Linked DNA regions of Homo sapiens: all the other regions are linked to region 1. A link is a contact called in ENCODE Hi-C data. All regions are on one chromosome and are shown on one strand. The core of a region is the stretch at or near the end of the contact, and the rest is flanking DNA. Distances in the headings are between cores, read along the strand shown. Region 1 holds the start of MAPKAPK2 (MAPK activated protein kinase 2). Region 2 holds the start of CD46 (CD46 molecule). Region 3 holds the start of ELK4 (ETS transcription factor ELK4).

Region 1 (3,286 bases), core at 527-3,026:
TTTGTACTTGACAACTGAAATACAGCTCGCTGTGGGGGCTGAAGGGGAAGAGAAAAATATAACACAGGAAGTATTTTTCTCCTCCTCCAATCATTGAGACACCCCAGGGGAAACAGACCTGAGGCGTCACCTTTAGAGATTGGTTTGACCTGAAACCCCTGTGAGAGGAAAACCTTGTTGGTGACCCTGCAAGACCGGCTCACACTTCACTGCGGACCCACCCATCTCATGAGACCTCCCAGTCCATTGTGTTTAACTTCTGAAGTCGATATTCTCACTTGAATCCTTATTCTCCCCACCACCACACCCCTTAAAGAAAGAAAAGGGATGGGCTCCCCCGGCTCAAGGATAATGTTTCCTCAGACTGCCCATCACGGCGCGAGTCCAGGACAGCAAGTGGCCCTCTCTAGGAGGCGGAATCAGCACGGGCCCGGCCGCGGGTTACAGACTCTGTTCACAATGATCAGCCGGGCCGCGGACACCGCCGGCCTCTCCCCGGAGCCGCCCCGCGCGGGCGTGGGAGGGGGCCAGCTGAGGGGGCCAGCTCCGGGATCCAAATAATCCCGCCCCCGCAGCCGGGGGACACCCAGGACCCTCCCGCCGCACACCTCCTGCCCGGCGCGCCCCAAGGCGGCCCGGCTGCCCTCGCGAGGCTCGGGGAAGTGAAATCACACATTCCGGCTCCCAAATAAGGAGCGAGGCTAAATAAACCTCTGCGATCCGACTTCTCCAAACCAACCGACCAACCGGCTCAATGAGTAATGGGCCTTTTGTGCCCGCAGAGAGAGAAAAAGGAGGGAGGAGAGGACGGGGAACCACCAACCCCAAAATCACTTCCTTGAGATGGAGTGAAATTAGCAGAAGTCCCGAAGCCAACCGTTCTGACTCGGCTGGATCCCGCTCAAACCCCAAAATGGCAGGGTCCCCTGAGTCCCCAGGAGCGGGTCCCAGGGCTCCCGCCCGGGAGCGGCCGGAAGCGGTCAGGGAGGCGAGGGCGCTGGGACCCGCCGCCCGCGCCGCACTCGGCACCGCCGGCCCGGCCGCCCCGCCCCGCCCCGCCGCGGCCACCCCTCCGCCCCGCGCCGCGACCCAGGCCGGGACGGGCACCCGACGCCGTGGAGCTCCAGGGCCCGGGACCGGCCCCGCCTCCCCTCCCCGGGCCCCAGACCTACTTTGAGGGCGAATTTCTCCTGGGTCCTCTTGTTGAAGATCTGCAAAACTTTGCCGTTGATGCCCAGCCCCAGGACCTGGCTGGTGACCTTGTAGTCATCGATGATGGCGTTCTTCTTGATCTGCAGGCCGGACTTGACGTGGAACTGCGGGAACTGCTGCGGGGGCGGCGGCGGCGGCTGCGCCGGGGGGTGCGGCAGGGCAGGGGTGGGGGGCTGCGGCGGCGGGGCCGGGGCGGGGAACGGCACCGGCGGGCTCTGGCCCTGGGAGTTGGACAGCATGGTGCCCGGGGACGCCGGGGCACAGGCGGGGGTGCCCGCGGCCGCCCCCTCCTCCGGCTCCGGGCCCCCTCCCCGCCGCCCCCCGACGGGCTGCGAAGTTCGCTCCGGGCTGGAGCCGGCTTCCCCGACCCGGCCCGGCTCCAGGCTCGGCGGGTCGCGGGGCTCCGTGGGTCCCACCGCGCGCCGCTGGCTCCCACCGGCCCGGCGCCCTCCCTCCCTCCCCCCGGGGGCCTGGCGCTCTGGGGACCGCGGGGCGGCGGGGGCCCGGCCGGGGGGAAGCGGCCGCGCGACAATGTACCCAGCCCCGGGCCGGCGGCCGCGTCACAGCCTCGTCTGCGTCCGGGGCCGGTCCTTAAAGGGGAGGGGCGGGGGGCGGGGCCTGGGGAGGCGTGGCGTGGGGGGAGGGGCGGGCCTTAAAGGGGAGGACGCGCGGTGCCGGGAGCTGGGAGGATCGCGGAGTAGGCTGGGGGCTGCTGCCTCGCGGACAGTGAGAGGGGACAGGGAGAGGGGACGAAGAAATGCTAGTTCTTAACCAAGGCTATGCAAAGGGAGAGGGGAGGCGTGTCAAAGGAGCTGCATAATTCAGATGGAAAATCCACTCCTCTCCAATTGTCTGGGCTTCTTAGCGGCAGCGAATTGGGAGAGGGGTGTATTTCCAAGGACAGGGATGGCTTGTAGGTATCCAGCTAGATGAGACCTCGTGGGGGTGGGGGGGAGCTGGAATCACAGGGGTCATTCATCCCAGGAAAAGGTGTGAGCCAAAGGCGGGCGTATTAAATATTTCCCTAACTTCAACATTTTCCTCTGAGGTTTTTTGCATCTCTTTTCTCATTAATTTATTGTTTTTCAGTAAAGACGTATTATTGTGTAACCAGGAGCACTTTAGTAATTATACCTTTGAACATGTTTTCCTGTAAATAAACTAAAAAGGATACAGGGTGGGAAGAGGATGGGTTGAGATTGGGGCCACCTGAATTCCCGCCATCCTTTGCCACGGATTGGCTGTGTGAGGCTGAGCAAGCCTTGCACCTCTCTCTCCGTGGGAAGAACAGCGAGACCTTTTCAAAGGTTGTGGGCAGAGTCAAAGGAGATAATGAAACTGAAGGGGAGGCCCTGGGGAATGGCTTCTGATTTCCGATGTGGAAAAATTAATCCGTAAGAAGTGGGTTAGCCCCGTGTATCTCAGGAAAAGCCCAGGGATCTAGCTGGACCCTGCATAGAAGCTGCCAGGAGGCCTCCACACACATTCTGATGGGGTTCGAGATGACCAAGTACATTCCTGCCGACCTCCTCCCACCTCTGACTGGCAGAACATTTGAGAAATGGCAAGCAACCCAGACAGGTGAACACAAAACCTCAGCTTAAGTCTTGGTAAGGCCAGTTAGAGAATGAGGCTTGACCTATGGCCACACATGCCCCCTAATAGGTCCCCCAAAACTCCAGAGAGAAGACAACACCCCCAGAAGTGGCCACTGGGGATAGAACTTAGGTAGGTAAGGGACAAGTGCAAATGTCTCTTCCCTCATTCACCTTTCCCAGAAGATGCTTGTGGAGGCAGGAATGAGGGGGAGGAGTGAGGGGTGGGAGTTACCCTCCCAACACTGTCCTTTCCTGGGGCAGGTAGGGCTCTGTGGACCAAGGAGAGACATGTTTCCCCCGACACAAACATATGCTCTTCTCAAGCAGCATCTGCTTAGCTCCATGTACAAGGTGCCGTGCTCAGCCCTGCAGCGGTGGATGGTGTTATCTGATGGGGAAGAAGACAGATAACAGTGGCACAGAGAGGATGGCAGACACCTTCCTAGGAGCCCGAAGCACAGGGATTCTCTTCTGTC
Region 2 (3,286 bases), core at 418-2,917, 1.1 Mb before region 1:
AATAAGCATGTATTTCTTAGCGGGTTTTTTTTTTGTTTGTTTGTTTTGTTTTGACAGGGTCTCACTCTGTCATCTAGGCTGGAGTGCAGTGGCATGATCACAGCTCACTGCAGCCTTCACCTCCTGGGCTCAAGTGAATCTCCTACCTCGGCCCCCAGAGTAGCTGGGACCACGGGCATAAACCACCATGCCCAGCTAATTTTTGTATTTTTTTGTAGAGACAAGGTTTTGCCATGTTGCCCAGGTTGATCTTGAACTCCTGGGCACAGGCAATCACCCCGCCTGGGCCTCCCAAAGCGCTGGGATCACAGGCGTGAGCCACTGCGCCTGGCCTAGCATGCATTTTTAAAAGTATTGATTCCATTCAATGAAATACAAAATAAATTTAGTGGGATAGGCCTTAAGCTTTAGCTTATGAGCTGCAGGGGAAAACAAGATTAACATTATCTGCCTTCCTTTGTTAGGATACTAATTTCTCACTAGGTTTGGCTACCATTGTTTTTTAGGTTGTTTCACATCTCTCAAATATGACTCAAAGTAATGAAAAGAAGGAAAACAATGTCAAAAAGCCATTAGGCAATGGAATCAGATACTATCTATATTGGTTGGGAACAGGAAGAAGACTCGATGGCCCACCCACCCCCCAAAAAAGCAGCCATTTACAAACTAATAGGAGCTCAGGTAACACGGAGACTGTTCACAGAAGGCACAAAAAGCATGGCGCGCCCTTACCACCTCTCTAACCCCAGGCACCGAGAGCCTGCTCTCACTCAACATGCCCTCCCTAGCCCCAGAGTCCGCGCTCACTCCATTCAAAGCAAACAGTTGAGCTGTCTTGCCCACAGTGAACTCTGCACACAGGCCACTTACGCACAGCACGCTCCCAGCAACACCTGGCCAGGCCCCTGCTCGCCCAGCCCAGCACATGGGGCACAGCAGACGCACTGCAACCCTTACCGCGGGTACTGTCCAAGCCCTAATGAACACCCCACTCACCAAGGCACCAAGGGAACACAGGGCAAACTCTCACCACGGACACAGCACGGGCCCTAGCAACACTCCCACGCACCTGTGCACTCCAGAACAAGCCCTCACCTAGGGCGCCCAGTCCGCGCTCCCCTGGCCGACTGGCTCAATCCCGAAAACACGATTCACGCTTTTTTTAGGGACGCAGCCAGATCCTGCGTAAATGCTGGCCGCGCACACGACGCCACCAAACAAGCTTCACCTCGGGCTCTGCGTGGTCCCCGCATTCCCCGCCACATACCCCCGGGATCTGAGCACTGCACCCCTCAGAGAACCCTGTCCCCAAACAGGCACGGCCTGCTGTGAGCCCCGCCCCGCGACTCTTGCCCGACTGAGGAGAGCTCTAGTCTCGCCGCGGACGCGCGAACCCGCCCCGGGGTCCTACCGGAGAAGGAGTACAGCAGCAACACCATGGCCGCCAGAAGCAACCCAGGAAAGCGCCAGGAAGGAAAGGGACACTCGCGGCGGCCGGGAGGCTCCATGCGCGGCGCGGAAGACGCTGTTATTTCTCCGGAGGAAAGCAGAGAAACCGAGAGCCAGCCGAGCAGGGAAGTCCCTTCTGGGTCCAGATATGGGACGCAACAATCCCCAACTCACAAAGCATCCAGTGCTGCAGGACAGGTGGGCGTGGCCCGAGCCGCGCCCGGGGCGGAAGTGCGTCGAGTCACCAGGGCGGCTGGGGCCAATCGGCGGGCCGCGGGGCGGAGCCTCGGCGTTCATGGGCAGCCCTTGGCCTTCGAGAGGTCAGGGGGAGGCCCTGGCGGAACCTAACAGAACAGGTTCCCCGAGGCCGCCTTTTTTCTTGCTAAGCCCTTGGCCTACCATCCCGGAAGCCTGAGGCGTCCTGCGGGAAAGGACTGGCTCGCCGTCATATTTGTGACCCAGGCAGGGTGGAGAGAAAACTAAGCTGCTTTGGTAATAGTTTCCGGGAATTCGGGAGTCAAGAATAAAGCACTTCGACCTAAAAATAGAGATCCAGAGTCTAGACAGGGGGTCACCGTGGGCTAGCACCCCTCAGGGTTAGTTTTATCCTGGGGCACTGCAGGCTGTCAGGACTGCCTGGGCCCTTACTTGGTATTTGGCATTAGTCAGGCATTATTGGGAACAATATTTGAGTTTTTCTTGCTTGAATGCCTGCTACTGGATCGTCTCGGGGCCGTCTTGTTTTCACAATCTCAAAGGTTTGGCTTCTGCACTCCCAGCCCCTAAGGTAATTTGCCCTTTGCTCCCCTCCCTGGAGGGGACCCTTCCGAATCTAATTTATTAAGCAACACCAGGCAATTAGAATATTGAGACTCTATGGGGCCCTTGCCCTTGAGCAACTAAATTTTTTATTGAAGACGAAATATACATGCATGAACAATGTAAGGACAAGGGTGTCCTAAGTGCCAAATTCCTGGAAGCAATAAATGCAGAAGGATTCGGATGGGTAGAAATTGTTAGGTGAAGAGTGGATAAGGGGGAGAACTTTTCTGGTGAAACAATCTGAGGAACAATACTGGAAAATTAAGAATGAGCAGGATTGATTTGTAGGATTGTGAGTAAACCGGAATGACCGGTAAAAGGAAAAGGACATGACTGACATTAAAAGAGCAAACAAAGAGTTGACATTTCTTCCCCTCAGATTGGCAAAGAATTAAAACGTCAGCCAATGTGAGTGAACGTGTTGCAGGGGGACCAGCACTCTGTAACATAACTTTTCAGTATGTTAAAAGTCTTAAAGTGGACATGACTTGTGTTAGGCTCTCAGTTCCCAGAGAAATCATCAGAGCTGTGATCAAAGCTCTGATGTGATCAAAACTCTGATGTGATTAATTTTTGAAAAAATGTAAACCCTAAGTGTCTAGCAAAAGTAATAAAGAATTTCTGGCAGTTACCTTTGTGTGATGGAATTCTATGCAGCAAATATTGCAAAAGAATACCAAATATGAGAAACTATGATATCATTGTAAGTGGAAAAAGCAGAGTCCAAACTGGCATGTGCCTTTTGGCAGTCCTTTTATTAAAACAAAAGTACCATATTGATATGTATAAAAAGAAACTAGGAATACAGCAAAATTAACAATGGTTGATAAGATTACAGATATTTCACTTTCCTTATGCTTTTCAGTTTTCTATGTTGACCTTATGTTACATTTAGAATAAAGTAAAGAAAATGTATTTAAAAAATCAAACCTATATATCAAGGGCTGTTTTGTTCATAGAATTATGGGAGCAGAACTTGTATTACACAGGGTTAACCTATGAGAGGACGGTGAGG
Region 3 (3,286 bases), core at 787-3,286, 1.1 Mb after region 1:
AAACATTGTAATAAAATCTACAAATTTTCTTTGGGATGGCTCTGAGTAACTAAGGCTAAGATCAGGAATCCATCTATCTGGTGGGAAAGTGACCAAACAAGATAACGAAAAAGCAGTCTTTTTGGTTGACCAACGTAACTACCATGGAGTTTGCACAAACAGAACCATCTGTTGTGTGAGGAACCATGGAGAGAGATTGTGTATTTATAGAATCTTGAGTGGGAAAACCAGGCACATTAATTAACTTTTCCCCTCAAGTTCTCTAATTAGAAATCCACTTTTCTTCCTTTCTCTTCTGTCAATATGTACCGCCTTAAAAAAAAGTCAATTTAAAAGCAGACAGATTTGCTATGACTAATTTAAGAACTCCCAAAGCAGGCTGTTTTCCAAAAATACACTGCAATTGACAATGCCGTAAGCTCAGTCTAAAAGGGATATGACACAACTACTGGCCCTAAGGCCGAATCAGATGTTTACTGCCAGTTTGAACAGAGCAGCGTAGTGTGCAGATCTCCACAACCCTTAACTGTTCTTGGTAGGGGGCTTTAAAATGAAATCTTTTTATAAACAAATGTTTCCAATAGGTGTATCCTAAACAGCCTACCTTAATACTTTTTTTTTTCTTGGTTTCCAAGATGGAACTTGTTGCAAGGAAAATTTTATGTTAGGGGCCAAGACTGCTAGTGCTTTTCAGATACTGCATGTTCCTTATAAAACATGTCTTAATATGTTTGCATGCTTTGGTAAAACTAATTTTGGAAAGGTAACATCTTTTGGTAGAGTTGTTTTTACAGGAATAGCTACCTTTGTGGATTATAATTACTCTGTATTATGGAAGAGGAGGCTGGAAATCAAGGAAGTGATGATTCTCTTCCAAAAGCCTACAAAAGGATGACAGAATCACATTTCACTCAGTGAGTTCAATTAACTATACATTCAATTGTGGGGGCAAAAATAAATGACACCACGATTTACTGGGTATCTACTATGTGCTAGGTAATGCACTAAGTACATTATGCTCTATACTTCATTTAATCCTCTCAGCAATGCTGCTCATTATCGTCATTTTACATGAGGAAACTGAGGTCCAGAAAGGTTAAGCAACTCACTACAGGTCACACAGCTAGTAAATGGCCTCGAATAACCAGTAACTCAGACACTGACCTCTCTTTGGTTTCTTGTTAAACAAACACCTAATTTATTTCTTGGAGGTTTTGTTCAGCTGTCCTAATTTATGACTTTACATTCCTTCTGGTGCTAAACTGCTCAAGTAGCCTCTTGTATCAAGTGTGACCTGATTCCTTAAGAATTTTACTTAATGAGAACCTCTAAGCTAGAAACTCTTGCTAGGTGTTTCATGCACCTTATTTTCTTTAATCATTACAACAACTCTAAGATTGGGTTCTCTCCACCTTATAAATGATGACTGTTTTAGAGAGGTTAAGGTTGCTTAAAATTGGTGAGTTAGTGAGGGGTAGAGCCACGAATGGATTTCTGGTCGCTGCCTCCATCGTCAGGGCAAGCTTTTCCCACGACTCCAGCGCTTCCATTTGTCAGTCCCCAGGCTAGAAAGCCACAGTGCTAATTTAGTATTTATCAAGCGTTTGTAGTGTCCTGGGATCTGGCACTTCGATGAGAAAGCTGTGACGGCCCCAACTTCTAACAGCGAGTGGTAAGGAGGACGAGGGACACAGGAGGGAGGAGACTCTCCCCAAAGCTTAGCACCAACAGAAGTGGTCCCCCGCAGGTTGCTCTGCGAGCGCCACCTCTTCCCTCCAACCGAGGAGAAAGTGGCGCGCCTTTGAGGAGTCCGAGGTCCCGGCCCAGGCGGCAGCTTGGGTCCTGGCGGGTTCCGGACGGGCGCCTCAGGGACCTGGAAGCAACCGCACCGAACGCGACGGAGAGCGGCGAGACGACTCCAGGAGGCGCCCGAGCTACATCCCCCGGCCACACCAAACCCGGGTTTGCTGGCAGACGCGGCTCACGACACCCCTTAGGGTCGCAGCCCCTCCCCCGGAAGTGACGTGTAGCGACTACGGCGTCTGGGAGGGACCCAGGAGCAGTCGGGGGGTTTGAGAGTGGCGGCGGCCGCGGAGGGCCTGGCAGGCCCCGCCGCTGCAAGGAACGCCCCGAACGCGCGCGCCCGGCGTGTAGCGGCCCCAAGACCCGCGCCGCCGCTGCCGCGTGCGGGGGCGGGGAGGGCGGGGCGCCAGGAGCCGCGGCGGCGGGAGATGCGGGCGGCTGCGGGCACCCGGCGGGCTCGGCTTGGCCGCCGCCGCCTTCTACGGCTCCGCCGCGGGGGTCGCAGCGGCTGCCGCGCCGTCCTCGAGTTTCCAGCGTGAGGAGGAGGCTGAGGGCGGAGAGGCGCATCGTGTTCGAGGCGGAGACCGAGGGGGAGCCCCGCGCGCGGCGTCGGTGAGCGGTCAGCCCCGCGCGCCCCCTCGGGATCTCGCGGCCACAGCCCCACCGGCCGGGAGCGGGGGCGGGGGCCGAGGGGCGCGCGGCACAACAGGAAGTGGGGGCGGGGGCCGGGGCCGGGCGCGCGCGCTCCCCTTGGGTCCGCCCCCGGCCCGCCGGGCACCGCGGCGCACAGGTGGACGCCGCAGCGCACCGCTCAGCTCTCGTCGCCTCTTGGTCCCCCGAAGTCTCGTGGGCGAAAGGTGGCGGCGATTTTTTCGGCGTGGATGGGGAGGAGGGGAGCAATTCTCATTTTCTGTAGTGACAGGAAGTTGGAAAATGAAAGTACAGTAATTCAGTGCTTACCAAGGCCCGGTGAGGTTGCACCTCTTCCCCCAGACTTTGATCTCCTGTAGGGCACACGCGGCCGTCCGCGTTTCTTCCTCTCCCCTAGCTCGCTAGTCATCCGGTGTCGAGTTTCATTTCTTTTTCTCTTTCGCTCCAGCGGCCCCCCGCCCCTCTTTACTTTCCGCCTTGTGCACAGCTGCATCGAGGCTGGTAACTTCATTCCTGGGAAGATCAATTGGAAACATCTTTCGGGGCGGGATAGTAACTGGCCTTGGAAGGAAATAGGGATGTTGTTGACTGAAGTAGTCAAAAGTACACACTTCACTTTTTCTCCAGCTATTGCTATTTGAAATTTGGGGAATTTAAATAAAGATTCTGGAGTTCTATGCCTCATCAGAATGGTTTGTCCATCTCTTTGGTTGATAGATCAGATCCTCTGTCGTCTTTTCCCACCCCCTACACCCCCTGGCTTGGAAAACTTGGTGCTTCAATATTTAGGTTTGGCAGCGGTGTTTTCATTAAAATGTAGTATGATTCAATA

Evidence for each region. Hi-C counts contacts between places; a loop is a spot of excess contacts on that map. Pooled maps may share reads with other maps.
Region 2: a pooled map shows a loop between it and region 1 (6-fold over the local background). The contact joins the promoter of CD46 here to the promoter of MAPKAPK2 in region 1. A Hi-C loop is called at or near these places in 7 of 50 pooled maps.
Region 3: a map of B cell shows a loop between it and region 1 (17-fold over the local background). The contact joins the promoter of ELK4 here to the promoter of MAPKAPK2 in region 1. A Hi-C loop is called at or near these places in 1 of 168 maps with a recorded cell type or tissue (B cell), 1 of 37 single-sample maps with no recorded cell type and 10 of 50 pooled maps.

The regions. Positions count from the first base shown.
Region 1 is chr1:206,683,395-206,686,680 of GRCh38, reverse strand. It overlaps MAPKAPK2 (MAPK activated protein kinase 2), which reads right to left and starts at 1,776. Exons shown (of 10, transcript NM_032960.4): 1 at 1,173-1,776. The coding sequence starts at 1,451. It overlaps LOC124904495 (a long non-coding RNA gene), which reads left to right and starts at 1,875. Exons shown (of 3, transcript XR_007066833.1): 1 at 1,875-2,940; 2 at 3,138-3,286. RefSeq lists silencers at 511-600, 1,011-1,100, 1,111-1,160, 1,621-1,800.
Region 2 is chr1:207,750,435-207,753,720 of GRCh38, reverse strand. It overlaps CD46 (CD46 molecule), which reads right to left and starts at 1,667. Exons shown (of 13, transcript NM_172351.3): 1 at 1,412-1,667. The coding sequence starts at 1,508. RefSeq lists silencers at 780-1,137, 1,717-1,826 and an enhancer at 1,407-1,616.
Region 3 is chr1:205,630,761-205,634,046 of GRCh38, reverse strand. ELK4 (ETS transcription factor ELK4) reads left to right here and starts at 2,036. Exons shown (of 5, transcript NM_001973.4): 1 at 2,036-2,415. RefSeq lists enhancers at 1,649-1,958, 2,569-2,988 and silencers at 2,129-2,278, 2,369-2,558.